Regions from separate parts of the Homo sapiens genome. Here region 1 is linked to region 2. The links are chromatin loops, found by intact Hi-C in ENCODE. Cell type or tissue: Calu3. All regions are shown on one strand. Each heading gives the region's core, and the rest is flanking DNA. Links, peaks and the distances in the headings are about the cores only.

Region 1 (7,022 bases), core at 927-5,926, 170 kb after region 2:
ATCTCTAAGTATCAAATGTTGGATTTAGAGGGCAAAGGCTTCAAGGCAGGTATTATAATATGTTCGAAGAGCTAAAGGAAACTAAAGAATTAAAGGAAGGTATGGCTAAAATGATTCAATAAATAGAGACTTTCAATGAGACAGAAACTGTAAAAATGAATTAAATGGAAATTCAGAATTGAGAAGTACAATAACTGAAAGTAAAATTAATTAGAAGGGGTCAACAGCAGAATTGAGATGGCAGAAGAAAGAATCAGTGGATTAAAAAACTGGATAAAAAGTCGTATCTAACTATATGCTGTGTATAAGAGACACACATTAGGTTCAAAGATACAAATAGGTTGAAAATAAGAGGATAGAAGAAACATACACCATGAAAGAGTAACCATTAAGAGTTTTCACCTTAAGAAACCAGAAAAGAAAGAGCAAACTGGTCCAATGCAGGCACCAGAAAGGAAATAAGAGACTAAAACCAAAATCAATGAAACAGAAAAAGGAAAAACAATAGAGAACCAAAGTAACAAAACTGTTTCTCAAAAAAAATTTTTAAATGAAAAAGGAAATACTTTCAGCTAAACTGATCAAGAAAAAGAGAAGACTACAAGTTTCCAAAATCAGGAGTGAAAGAGGTGCCTTTCTACTGACCCTATAGAAGTTAAAATTGTATGAAAATATTAAGAACAACTTTATGTAAATAAATTTAACAACATAGATGAAATGGACCAATTCCCTGAAAGACCCAAACTACCAAAGCTCACTCAAGAAGAAATAGATAACCTCACTAGTACTTATCTGTTAAAGAAATTGTAGTTAAAAACTTTCCAACAAAGAAAACCTTATGGTTTCACTGGTGATTATTTTAAAAAGAAATAATATCAGTTCTACACAATGTCTTCAGAAAAGTAAAAGAGGATGCTCATCTTATGAGGCTAGAATTATTCTAATATCAAAACCAGACAATGATACAGCAGGAGAGACAGCTGCAGACCAATATCCCTCATAAGCATAAATACAAAAATTCTCAAAATATTAAAAAATTAAATCTAGTAATGTATATAAAAACTTTTTGGCTAAGTAGGGTTTATTTCAGGAATGAAGTCTGGTTCACATTTGAAAGTCAATCGGTGCAAATACCCTATTAACCTACTAAAGAAGAAAAACATATAATCATGTTAGTAGATGCAGAAAAGCATTTGACAAAGTTCAACATCTATTTGTATTTTAAACTTTCAACAAACTAGAAATAGAGGAATTTTTTTAATCTGATGAATGGCATTAACAAAAACCCTGCAACTAACATACTTAATAGTGAAAGACAGAATGCTTTCCCCCTAAGATCAGGAATAAGGCAATATCATGCTGGCAGTCCCAGCCATAGTATAGTAAGGGGAAAAATGCATTTACAATGGAAAGAAAAAAAATAAAACTGCCTCTGTTCACAGATGGCATGATTGTCTACATAGAAAATCCCAATGAATCTTCTAGAAAACTGGAATTAATGAGTTTAGCAATGTTGCAAGATACATGGTAAATATAAAAACCTCATATATGTATGTACTAACAATAAACAATGTCAAATAGAAATTACAAAGAAAGGATCAATTACAATAGCTCCAAAAAAATCAAAAAATGAAATAGTTGTGAATCTAGCAAAGTACATGTAGGTTGGTATGCTGAAGATGACAAAATGCTAATGAAAAAAATCAACAAAGATGGAAATAAATGAAAAAATATACTCTGTTCATGGGTTGAAAAACTCAGTCTTATTAACATGTTCATCCTCCCCATATTGATATAGATTCAATGCAATCCCAAGTAAAATAGCAGGATTTTTATAGCTGATCCTAACATTTTTATGGAAAGGCAGAGGAATTACAACAGCCAGAATGGTTTTGAAAAAGAACAAAGTTAGAAGACTCACACTACCTGAACTGAAGACTTACTATAACATCATAATCATCAAGACAGTGTGGTATGGGCAAAAGGATAAACACATAGATAAATGGAACAGATAGAGAGTGCAGAAATAGAACCACATAAATATGATCAGTTGATTTTGACAAAGATGGAAAGCAATCCAATGGAGAAAGGATTGTCTTTTCAACAAACGGTGTTGGACTAATAGGACGTCCGTTTACAAAATAAGAACCTAGACCTAAACCTCATACCTTTTAAAAATTAAAATGCGTCAGAGAACTAAACATAAAAAATCCATAAAATTATTAAAAGAAAAAAGGGAAGAAAATCTTTGTGATCTTGAGTTCAGTGAAAGCTTTCTCTCAGATATAATACTAAAAATATGATCAATTAAAAAATTGATAAGTGAACTTCATAAAAATTGAAATCTCTTGCTCTGAGCAAATAACTGCTAAAAGAATAAAAAAACAAGCTGTACACTGAGTGAAAATATTTGAAAATCACATCTCTGATAAGAAGCTTATGTCTAGAATATATGAAGAGCTCTCAAACCTCAATAAGAAAGAAAGAAACTCAATTATATAATTGGCAAAAAATGTTAACACTTCACCAAACAAGACATATATGTGACAAATAAGTATGTGGAAGGAAGCTCAATATTATTCATTAGGAAAATGCAAATGAAAACCATAAAAGATACCACTGCATACATATTAGAGTGGTTAAAAAACAATCAAATAAGCCTGGCAGTACCAAGTGCCGGTGAACATTCAGGGCAACTGGAATTTTCATATATTGCAGGTAGGACTGCCAAAGAACAGCCACCATTTTTGAAAAACAGTTTGGCAATTTCTTATAAAATTACATATGCATTTTCCATATGACTCAGCAATTCTACTCTTAAATGTTTAACCTAAAGAAATGAAAACTTATGTTTTCACAAAAACCTGTACATGAATATTTATAGCAGTACTATCTGTAATCACCAAAAACTGAAAACAAGTTAAATGCCTTATAACAGGTGAATGGATAAACAAATTTTGATACATCCATACTCAGCAATAAAAATAATCAACTATTGATACATGCAACAACATGAATGAATCTCAAATGCATTATGCCACGTTAAAGAAGCCAGACTCAGAAGGAAGTTTCCACATGTATGACTTTCTCGAAAAGGTTAAACTATAGAGATGGAAAAACCTATGTGAGTTCTAGGTAAGATAATTCATGTCTCTGATTGCCTAGGATGGTCCTAACTTATCTCTACTATCCTGCCTTTACATGTAGTTTGTAATTTTCCTGAGTTTTAATGTTTTTATTTTTATTTATTTATTTGTTTGTTTAAAGATGGGGTCTCAGTATGTTGCCCAGGCTGGTCTCAAACTCCCAGCCTCAAGCGATCCTTCCAGCTCAGCCTCTCAAGTAGCTGGGATTACAGGTGAGCATCACTGTACCCAGACTGACTTTTTATTTTAAATAAAGTATTTTTATTATTAATTGAGTTAAATGAAGCCAAGTATTTGGTAAACCTGTTGATTAGAAGAACTTCTTCCAAGGCTGTATAGCAGTGATTGGAATTCTCACTTTCATATGTTAGTAATTTTGAAAAAGGACCAGAAATAATCCCACTCTCTTCTCCTGGGTTTCTTTTCCCATTCTTTCTAGATGGAATATAACTAGCATCTCCCTTTCAAGGATAGCACGCAGGGCATTCAGTGATAAAACTAAGTGCAGTGGGGTATGAGCAGCTCAGAACAGCTCATTCCTTCAGATCTAGGGAGGTATTTGATGTGACTGCCCCTGCTGGTCACTTGGTGTGCCATCTAGTTGTGCCATGGCTCCAGCTGCAGTTTATGAGATGTGCAAAGCTGGTAGACCATTAGTCTGCACCATCCAATGGAAATAAAGCAGATTTTAGGTTATGTGTGTGTAAAAAATGTGGGGGAAATAGGATCTGAGCAGTCGGTCTGTAGGGCATAGTCCAAATGCTCTTGTTAGAGTAATCTTGTTACTTACTGTATGGGGGGCATCACAAATATTGCTTTATTTTTATTTGTTAATATTTCTCTAAAATTTTACATTAAATGCTTTCAGCAGCAAGGAGGTTAAAAATTAAGTGCATGATTAATAAAAAATTAAGTGCTGAGTTTCTATTTCTTAAGAAAGTTGATGTTGAAAGGTTAAGTGACACAAACTACTGGTTGGCATTCAAAGTGCTACAGTGGTAACATTGTCAAAACTGCTGAAGAAATGTTACCATCTGCTTCCAAGTTAGTAGTTAAGTAGTGTAGTGGGTTGAATGGTAGTCCACCCAAAATGTATGTATACTCAGAACCTGTGAAAGTGACCTAATTTTTAAAAAGAGGTCTTACCTGCAGATGTAATTAAGGATCTCAAGATGAAATCATTCTGGATGATCCAGGTGAGCCCTAAATCCTATGACAAGTGTCATTCTAAGACAGAGAAGAGGAGACAGAGACATGGAGGAGAAGGCCATATGAAGATGAAGATGGAGATGGAGTGCTGTGGCCACAAGCAAAGCTGACAGCCACCAGAAGCTGGAAGGAGCAAGGAGCGATTGTCACCCAGAGCCTTCAGTGGGAGTGTGGCCCTGTGGACACTTTGATTTTGGACTTCTGGCCTCCAGAACTGTAAGAATAAATTCTGTTCTTTTAAGCCACCATGTTTGTAGCAATTGGTTATGCAAACTTAAAAGACAAATAACAAGTAGTCTCAATGATTCAACACATGAACCTACAGCAGGAAGGTTACATATTACCCCGTGAAGCATAATTTCTCACTTTGACTACGTATCTGTTTTTCTAAATCCACTTAATCCTTTTCATTCTAAATTTTCTTTGTATGTAAGAAAATGAAGCTGTACTCTAAATGAATTGTCTCCATTTGCAGGAAAAGAACTTTGCACACAGTTAAATGATGCCAGATTTTCATCACTGTCATCAGATGCGTTATAAAGAAAATTAGTTAATTTCAGTAATGTCTGGATTTATTTTATCCAATTCACGGAATTAATCTCATTCATGGAAGCTCCCCGTCACAGTGGGGACATCTGACATTATTTCAAATGCTACTGTAAAATAAGACAACAAGTCCAACATTGAAGAGAGATATATATATGTATATATATATTTTTTTTTTGCAGAGTTGATACAAATATAAATATACACATTTTGTCAGTGGTGATGGAGCGGGGTGGGTGGGGAGGTTGCTGAGCAGTGCGTTGATGTTCAACAGGTTTCACAGCCACCTCCAAAGCAGTGCAATCCAGATGAAGGACAGAGAAGTTATGAAGGATGCGTTCACCAACTTGTAGTCGCCAGGCAATGGACGGGCACACTCAGGACCCATTGGGACAGATGCAGCACAGTGCAAAGCCAGCAATGGTAATTAGAACAACCTCTGCAGATTCACCCTCCCTCTCTCGCTCCCTCCCTCCTTCCCTCCCTCCCTCCTTCTTTCCTTCCTTCTTTCATCATTTTATTATGTGAATTTTCAAAATTATGAAAGCCAGAATAGTACAATGAACCTTATGTCCCTGTCACCTAGCATCAATATCAATATGGATATCTTGCTAAATTTGTTCAATCTATCTCCCTCCAACCTTTGCTTTTTGCTAAGGTAGTTTAAAATAAATCCCAGAACCATGCCACTTCACCCATAAATGCTACATTATTATGAATGATTTCTTTCTGCTAGTGAAACTAATGAATATTTATTATAGACAATTCAGATAAGCATAAAGGGGAAATTAAAGTTGCCCACACTCCTACAATCTACATCACTGTTAATTTTTGATGTTTTTTGATCTAGTCCTTTAAATTACGTGTATGTGTGAATATATATATTTAATATATCCTATCTATCAGTATGTTAATCAGTGAGAAGGCCTTCTGTAACAGAAAACCCAGTTCACACTTGCTTAAACAAGAAGTGGAACTTTTTTGGCTTATATACTTGAAACATTCAGTGGCAGGGTAGGTTTCATGCCTGGCTTGATTAGACCTCCTGCTCAGTTTCTTCATCGTTCTCTAGTGACTCTTGTATATTGATTGGCTTTATTCTCGGGCTGGCTTCCCTTCTGGCAACAAGACTAGGATTCAGGCTCTCACATCCATCTTCACAGGGAGGAAGAGCCCCACTTCTCATAGCTTTTGCATAAGAGTCCTGAGCTCTACTTGGATTGGCCCACTTGTGAACTAATCACTAAAACAAGGGACCCGAGAATACCCTGTTTGAACAACTTGGATCCTTGGGAGGTAGGGGCGGGAGGATGCACCCAAACACCATGTCTTCACCCAATGGTGGAGGTGTTAAGAGATGGCATGGACGTTGGGGAGGAAGCCTTAACGTGTATTATCCTATGCCTTCTTACTTTATGTATGTATCTATTTATATTCTCCCTGTCTCTTTAAATCTTGGAAATTTAGTTCGCCTCCCTCCCCTTTTCACATTCAAGATAAACACACAATGCCCACTGCAAGCTACATGAATTTCTGGGGTTTGGGAGGTGAGGGGAAGGTGGCCACTTTGGGCTCTTCCTTCCTCCTTCTGCTGGACTCTTGCTCTCTACTCTGTGACTTGCACTGACCCCAGTTGTGGAATTTGCCCCTTCCTTGCATATCCCAAGAGAAACAACTTATATAAAATATTTGCATATCTGGTAGACTCCACTTAAGGTTTAGGGCATTTGAGGAGGGAGGGTTCTCAACAGGGGTGATTTTGCCACTCGAAGGACATTTGGCAACAACTAGAGACGCTTTTGATTGTTACAACATTTTTGGTTGTTACAAGTGCTACTGTCATTTAAGATAGTAGAGACCAAGGATGCTGCAAGGCACAGGACAGCCCTCCCCAAATGAGTTATCCTCTCTATGTGTCTTTGTTGAGAAGCTCTGCTTTAAGATATCTGGAAGTCCTGGGGCCATACTTGATGGTGCTTGGCAGTTCCCTCCGATTCCTTTCTACGTTCCTTCTTCATTGCTTTTCCTCATCCATAATTCCTCTTTATTTCTAATACAGAGCTAGCTAGCTATTCCCTTATGTTTTCATCCTCCAGTAGACCTTGCTTTCAGGCTCATACC
Region 2 (7,022 bases), core at 1,029-6,028:
TCAGTCAGTTCCTCTCCCAGATGTTACTTCCTTCTTTTTCTCTTTCTTCCTTTCCTTTCCTTCTTTCTTTTCTTTTCTTTTTCTCCTTCTCCTCCTCCTCCTCCTTCTTCTTCTTTCATTTCTTTCCTTTCTTTCCCTTCCTTCCTTCCCCCCTTTTTTTTTTTCGCTAGAGTCTCCCTCAGTCGCCCAGACTGGAGTGCAGTGGCGTGATTTTGGCTCACTGCAACCTCCACCTGCCAGGTTCAAGTGATTCTCCTGCTTCAGCCTCCCCAGTAGCTGGGACTACAAGCATGCACCGCTGCACCCAGCTAATTTTTGTATTTTTAGTAAAGATGGGGCTTCTCCATGTTGGTCAGGCTGGTCTTGAACTCCTGACCGCAAGTGATCTGTCGGCTAGGCCTCCCGAAGTGCTGGGATTACAGGCGTGAGCCACCGCGCCTAACCATAACTTCTTATTTCTTGCATGGATTGTATGCATTGACTAGGGACACACAATATATTCCAGTTTTTTGACATATAGGATAGCGCACTATACACATTGCTTTGCATTTTGCTTTTTTCACTTAGCATATCTGGGTAGGTCATTATTTAATCAGTGCCATATTTAAGTACATTTGTTTCCAGCCTTTGGTTTTTTTGAGTAATGCTGCAATTAATATCCCTTATCTGTGTCATTTCACGCAGGTGCAAATATACCTGTAAAATGAATTTCTGGAAGCAGCATTACTGACTCAAGGGTATCTACTTTTCATTTTGATAGATATTGCCAAATTGCTCTCACAGAGGTTTCCCCAATTTGTACTCCCACCAGCAATGGACAAGAGTGTTTTTTCTTTTTCACACAAGTCTGGTGTCAAACATTCTGATCTTGTCAGTCTTGATTCTCTGAGTTTTGTTTTGCATTTCTCTTATTGTGAGCGAAGTCGAACATATTTTCCTATGATTAGGAGCCATGTGTAATTCCTTTTATGTGAACTTTTTGCCCATCTCTGTCCATTTTCTTTACTTATTTTTTCTATTGGGTTATCAGTCTCATTGATTTGAGAAGTTCTTCGCATGTTAAGGAAAGCAGCCCTTTGTCTGAAATATACTTGAAATATATATACATATATTCTGGCTTTTTGTTTTACTTTGTTTATACTTTTTAAAAAGTCATGATGATCTTTTCTTTCATAAAGTAATTCAATTTATTGGTCTTTTCTTTTATGACTTTGGAGTTTTGTATAATATTAGGAAGGCCTTCCCCACCATTAAGATGATTTTTTTAAAATCCCGTGTTTTCTTCTAGTATTTTTATGGTTTTATTTTTGAGGTTTGCATTGTTTTTTAAATCTGGAACTTTTGTTGTTGGTTGTTGTAACATGTAGAATATATATTCAACATTTGTCCAAATGGCAACCTTATTGTCACAGCATCATTTCCTGAAAAATCCATTTCCCTCCCACTGATTGAAAATAGAAAGTCAAAATTATATAAATTCTCATATGTATATGTACTCTTTTATAAATTCTTATGTGGATATATATTTAATATAAATTTACATATACATTTGGGTCTATTTCTATCTATTTTGTACCAATGATATGTTTATATATGTGTCAATCTCATACTTTTTTTTGATTATTATATAAGCATGCCTCACTTAGCGACAAGAATACTTTCTGAGAAGTACATCAGGCAATTTCATCATTGTGTGAACATCACAGAGTGTGGTTACATAAATTTAGATGGTTTAGCCTACCACATACCTAGGCTATAATGATATAGCCTATGGCTCTTAGGCTACAAACTTGTACAGCATGTGACTCTACTGAATACTGTATGCAACTGTAACACAATGGTAAGTATTTATGTATCTAAACATATCCAAACTTAGATAATGTACAGTAAAAATACAGTATTATCATTTTATGGGACCACCTTCATATATATGCAGTCCATTTTTGACCAAAATGTCATTGTGTGGTGCATGACTATACTTTGCATGTATTTTACTGTTTAGAAGGCCAGCTCCTTTTCATTGATCTTATTTTTTAAATAAGAATTTGATCACTATTCTTGCTTACTTGTTTTTCCACATAAACTTTAGAATTAGCTTGTTCCTTTTCAAAAAAATCCTGTTGGTATTTTTATTGGAATAGTATTAAAATTTTAGATTATCTTAGGGAGAATTAATATCTTAATTTTATTAAGTCTTCCTGTCCAAGATGAAGTATGTCTTTTTTGTTTGTTAAAATTTTTTTTTCTGTGTCCCTCATAAGAATTTTAACCTTTTCTTCCTGTAGATCTTGTGCATGTTTCTGGTTAAGTTTATTCTTAGGTGTTCAATACTTTTTGATGTTAGTTTATTCTAATGGATTGTCATGTTCATTAAGAGTATAGTAAGCCTCTTTCCCAGAACCATTTAAAATTCTCATATTTTTTTTCGGTTGATTCTCTTGTGTTTTCTGAGAGAATATGCAGTTTCTATTTGTACTGCTGGTGGTTCAGGTGTTGGTGGAAACACTTTTCATGGTGTTGTCTGATTAAGGAAATCTAGGTACCTCACACTGCATTTATTCACTTAAATCATCAATTCATATAACTTTAGAGATGGAAGAGACTTGACTGAGGTCCAGCTGAGGAAACTGAGTCTCAGAAAGGTTGGGTTGTGGTTCGTCAGTATAGAGCTCAGGTTTCCAGGCTCGGGGATCCATGACCTTGGTGCTGTGGGCTAGGCTGAGAGGTCCCTGAAGGAAATGCAAGAACCAAACATTGTGAGCAAAAGCTTGGACTTTGGCAGAGGCTATAACTTCTTTTTACTCTGAGTAATGCTTCATTAATCGGTTTAGGAATTAACAAGATACTGAGACTTGGGCCAGTATGGGTTTTCAAAGATTGCATGTGTCTCCAAACACCACCTCTGAGTTCCTTCCAGGGAGTAGCCCACATGACCATTGGTCTCCAGTGAATCACCAGGCCACATTTGCTGAAGTAAATGGAAGCATTGCGAGAGCAGAAAATCAGGACAGACACCTATACTTGCTAACCCAAACAACCGCCCTTTCTGAGCCACTGGAGATCAGTTATCACCAAATGGACAGATACACTCGGCAAAGTTTTTGCAGGCTTCACAGCTTGTAAATAAGAGACTGCATTCTTCATGCTCCCTCTTGTTGAATCTGGCAGAGGGAAGACCTCTGGCTCTAATCAGCTGGGCAATGACCAGTAGCTGGGCTGGCAGGAAAGAGTGATGACTCCATTTGAATAAACTTTGTGAACCCACTATAGTTAATTCAGAGGACCCATATACTAAGAACACAGGGCTTCTTATCCATGGAAAATCATCCTGGGAACACCGGTTGCTTGTTACTTATAATTTATAATGGCATACCAAATACAAATTGGCCTGTGTGGAATACATTGGCATAGATTTAATAATATTTAACATTTCTATAATTCAACATTCTGTTCATTCTTTCTTATATTCTTTTTTTTCTCTTTTTTGCCATGGAGTCTCACTGTGTCACCCAGGCTGGCGCTATCTTGGCTCACTGCAACCTCCGCCTCCCGGGTTCAAGTGATTCTCTTGCCTCAGCCTCCGAGTAGCTGGGACTATAGGCGTGTGCTACCACGCCTGGCTAATTTTTGTATTTTTAGTAGAGATGGGGGGTTCATCACATTGGCCAGGCTGGTCTCGAACTCCTGACCTCAGGTGATTCACCCGCCTGGGCCTCCCAAAATGTTGGGATTACAGGTGTGAGCCACTGCACCCGGCCCATTGTTTCTTATATACTTATTATTCTTTGTACTTTTACCAGGACTTCCTTCTTTGTAGCTTTGTTTACCCTATTCTTCCATTTACATTTTACCGATCACTTGAGTCTCCAAAAAAAATTTCTGACTCTTTGATATCACTAGGCATGATTTCCAGTTGAGTCCTTCCAGGAGAAATTTCAGAAGGTGCCTCCTTTTCTTTCTAAATGGGTCAGAGATACCTTTATTTTGGAACTGACCATGGGAAGCCTTCAGTTGTTTATATCTTGAATTGGGGCAGCAGATGGAGCTTTTCTCCCCTGTCCCCAGCACCATCCAACCTTCTTTCCTTGACCTTTTAGAAGCATTTGACATTGTGGCCCTCTCCATCTTACCTGAAGCCTTCTCCCCCTTTTGACTCCGGAGACATCATAGATAAATCAGGGCTGTGGTGAAATGGAAACACTGTGCCTTCAGAGTCATGCAAATGGGGGTTTGAATCTTGGCTCCACACAGCAGCTCTGAGGCTTGAACAAGTTCTGGAATCTCTCAAGGCTGCAGTGCTCTTATCTCAAAAAGGAGGGTGACATAATCTGCCTCGTATGCCAGTCTTCAGCCTTGAAGCCTTATTCAACTTCTGCTTTTTGAGGGTAGGGGCAGAGTTTGTACCCTGGAACATGATGCTAGCATAGTGCCTTTCACAAGATGGGCACTCACTAATTTATCTGCTTTCCACTTCCCATTTTCAGCCTAGAGTCACACCATTCATTCATGCTCCATGTGTTAGGGTTCTCCAGGGAAACAGAACCAATAGGATATATACATATATAATCCATATATTGGATTTTTGATTTTATATATATCCTTGAATATATATATATATATATATATATACATATATAGAGAGAGAGAGAGAGAGAGAGAGAGAGAGAGACAGAGACAGAGACAGACAGACAGAGAGAGAGAGACAGAGAGACAGAGAGAGATTTGTTTTAAGAAATTGGCTCATGTGATTGTGAGGGCTGGCAAGTCTGAAATCTGTAGAGCAGGCCAGTAAGCTGGTGACTCAGGTGAGAACTGATGTTGGTCTTGAGTCTGAATTCCACAGGGCAGGAGTCTGGAAATGCAGGCAGGGTTTTTATGATGCAGTCTTGAAAATAATTCCCTTTTTTTTTGAGACTGAGTCTCACTCTGTCACCCAGGTTGGAGTGCAGTGGCTTGATCTCGGCTCACTGTAACCTCCACCTCCTGGGTTCAAGTGATCCTCCTGCCTCAGCCTCCCGAGTAGCTGGGATTACAGGTACCTGCCACCATGCCTGGGTGATTTTTGCATGCGGTTTCACCATGTTGGCCAGGCAGGGAAAAGAATTTCTTCTGGGGGAAACTTCAATCTTTACTCTTTTAGGACCTTCTACTGATTGGGTGAGGCCCACATACATGATGGAGGACAATCTGCTTCAAGTCCACTGATTTCAGTGTTAGTCCCATCTAAAAAATACCTTCACAGTGACATCCAGACTGGTGTTTGATTTTTTTTTTGTTTAAAGTGGAGGTCTTGCTCTGTTGCCCAGGCCGGAGTACAGTGGTACCATCGTAATTCAATGTAGCTTCAATTCCTGGGCTCAGGGATCTTCTGCTTCAGCCTCTTAAGTAGCTCTTAAGTACAGGCCTGTGCTGCCATGCTCAGCTAATTTTTTTTTTGTTGTTGTTGAGACAGAGTCTTGCTCTGTCACCCAGGCTGGAGTGCAGTGGTGGGATCTCGGCTCACTGCAACCTCTGCCTCCCAGATTCAAGTGATTCCCCTGCCTCAGCCTCCCAAGTAGCTGGGACTACAGGTGTGCACTAGCATGCCTGGCTAATTTTTTTTTTAATTTTTAGTAGAGACAGGGTTTCACCATGTTGATCAGACTGGTCTCGGACTCCTGGCCTGAAGTGATCTGCCCACCTCAGTGTCCCAAAGTGCTGGGATTACAGGCATGAGCCACCACATCCGGCCTAATTTGTTTTGTTTTGAGACTCAGTCTTGTTAGGTTGCCCAGACTGGTATCTAATTCTTCAAGCCATTCTCCCACCTCAGCCTCCCAAAGTGCTGGGATTACAGGCTTGAGCCACTGCACCAAGCTGTGGTGTTTGATCAAGCAACTAGGCACCAGAGCCTAGCTAGGCTGACACATAAAATTAACTATCGCTCTCCACACGCTTGGCCACTGATCCTTAGCAACTGGGCCTCAGTCCAAAGTTAGAGAGCTTAACTGAAGAGGACATTGTGATGATGAAGCTTGCCGGGGGCCATAGGGATCTCTGTTAGAACTCCCTCAGGATCGGAATTCTATGTTATTGCTGGAGGCCTCTCTGAGGGTTCTTGGGGAAGTTATGTAGAAGGTGCCTCTGCTGAAGTCCTGGAGCTGACCACTCCCACCGGCTTGGCTCTGGGCTCAGCTCTGTCATGGTTGAACTGTATGACCCTGGGCAAGTCATGGGCTCTTCTGGGCCTCAGTTTACTGTCTATAAATAGGGACATTTGGACTTGATGTACCTGAAGTTCCCTTCTTGCTTTTAAACAGCTTCTCAGCTCCTTTTGTTTTACCACTAGCTTTGCAGAGACTTGTTAGGAATTTACAGCTTGTGATTGCTTCACTTTTTTGGAAATGGCTCTATGGTTTCAAACAACATTAACTTTAAAAAATTAACAATGCTGAGCGTGGTGGTTCACACCTGTAATCCCAGCACTTTGGGAAGCTGAGGCAGGTGGATCACCGGAGGTCAGGAGTTCGAGACCAGCCTGGCCAACATGGTGAAACCCCATCTCTACTAAAATACAAAAATTAGCTGGGCGTGGTAGCACATGCCTGTAGTTCCAGCTACGGGGGAGGACAAGGCAGGAGAATCACATGAACCCAGGAGGCGGAGGTTGCAGTGAGCTGAGATTGCGCCACTGCACTCCAGCCTGGGAGACAGAGTGAGACTCCATCTCAAAAAAAAAAAAAAAAAAAAAAAAGAAAAGAAAAGAAATTGACATCATGTGTTTACTGACTAGATGCTTTTTTTTCTTTTAATCACTGCGATGTCATTCATCTAGTGAGCGCTCAATACATGTTTTTTTGGATTAAAACATATTTTAAAAATTTATATATCATTAAAAAGACATTTGCACTACAGAAGCTCCTGGGTGATGATAGGTAGACCCACCCTCTCCATTAACTATCTTGTAGTTTAGAGGACTCCAGAGTATATTGGAAAGAACCAAGGCTTTGCAATAATACAGACCTGGACTTAAATCCTGAATT

The links. Peaks named below come from ENCODE experiments on the same cell type or tissue, not always from the same donor. Only the 100,000 strongest peaks of a DNase experiment are listed, where the experiment ranks them.
Region 1: it touches region 2 in a loop (2.7-fold over the local background); 3 of 110 quality-filtered maps call a loop at or near these places.

What each region holds. Positions count from the first base shown.
Region 1 is chr18:22,375,155-22,382,176 of GRCh38, forward strand. No RefSeq gene overlaps it. Among named protein-coding and RNA genes, the nearest start is that of CTAGE1, 39 kb to the right of the region's middle. In Calu3, for the core only: a CTCF peak has its summit at 3,778; a DNase peak (open chromatin) is centred at 3,717.
Region 2 is chr18:22,207,504-22,214,525 of GRCh38, forward strand. No RefSeq gene overlaps it. Among named protein-coding and RNA genes, the nearest start is that of GATA6, 41 kb to the left of the region's middle. In Calu3, for the core only: no CTCF peak of the experiment used is centred there; a DNase peak (open chromatin) is centred at 2,928.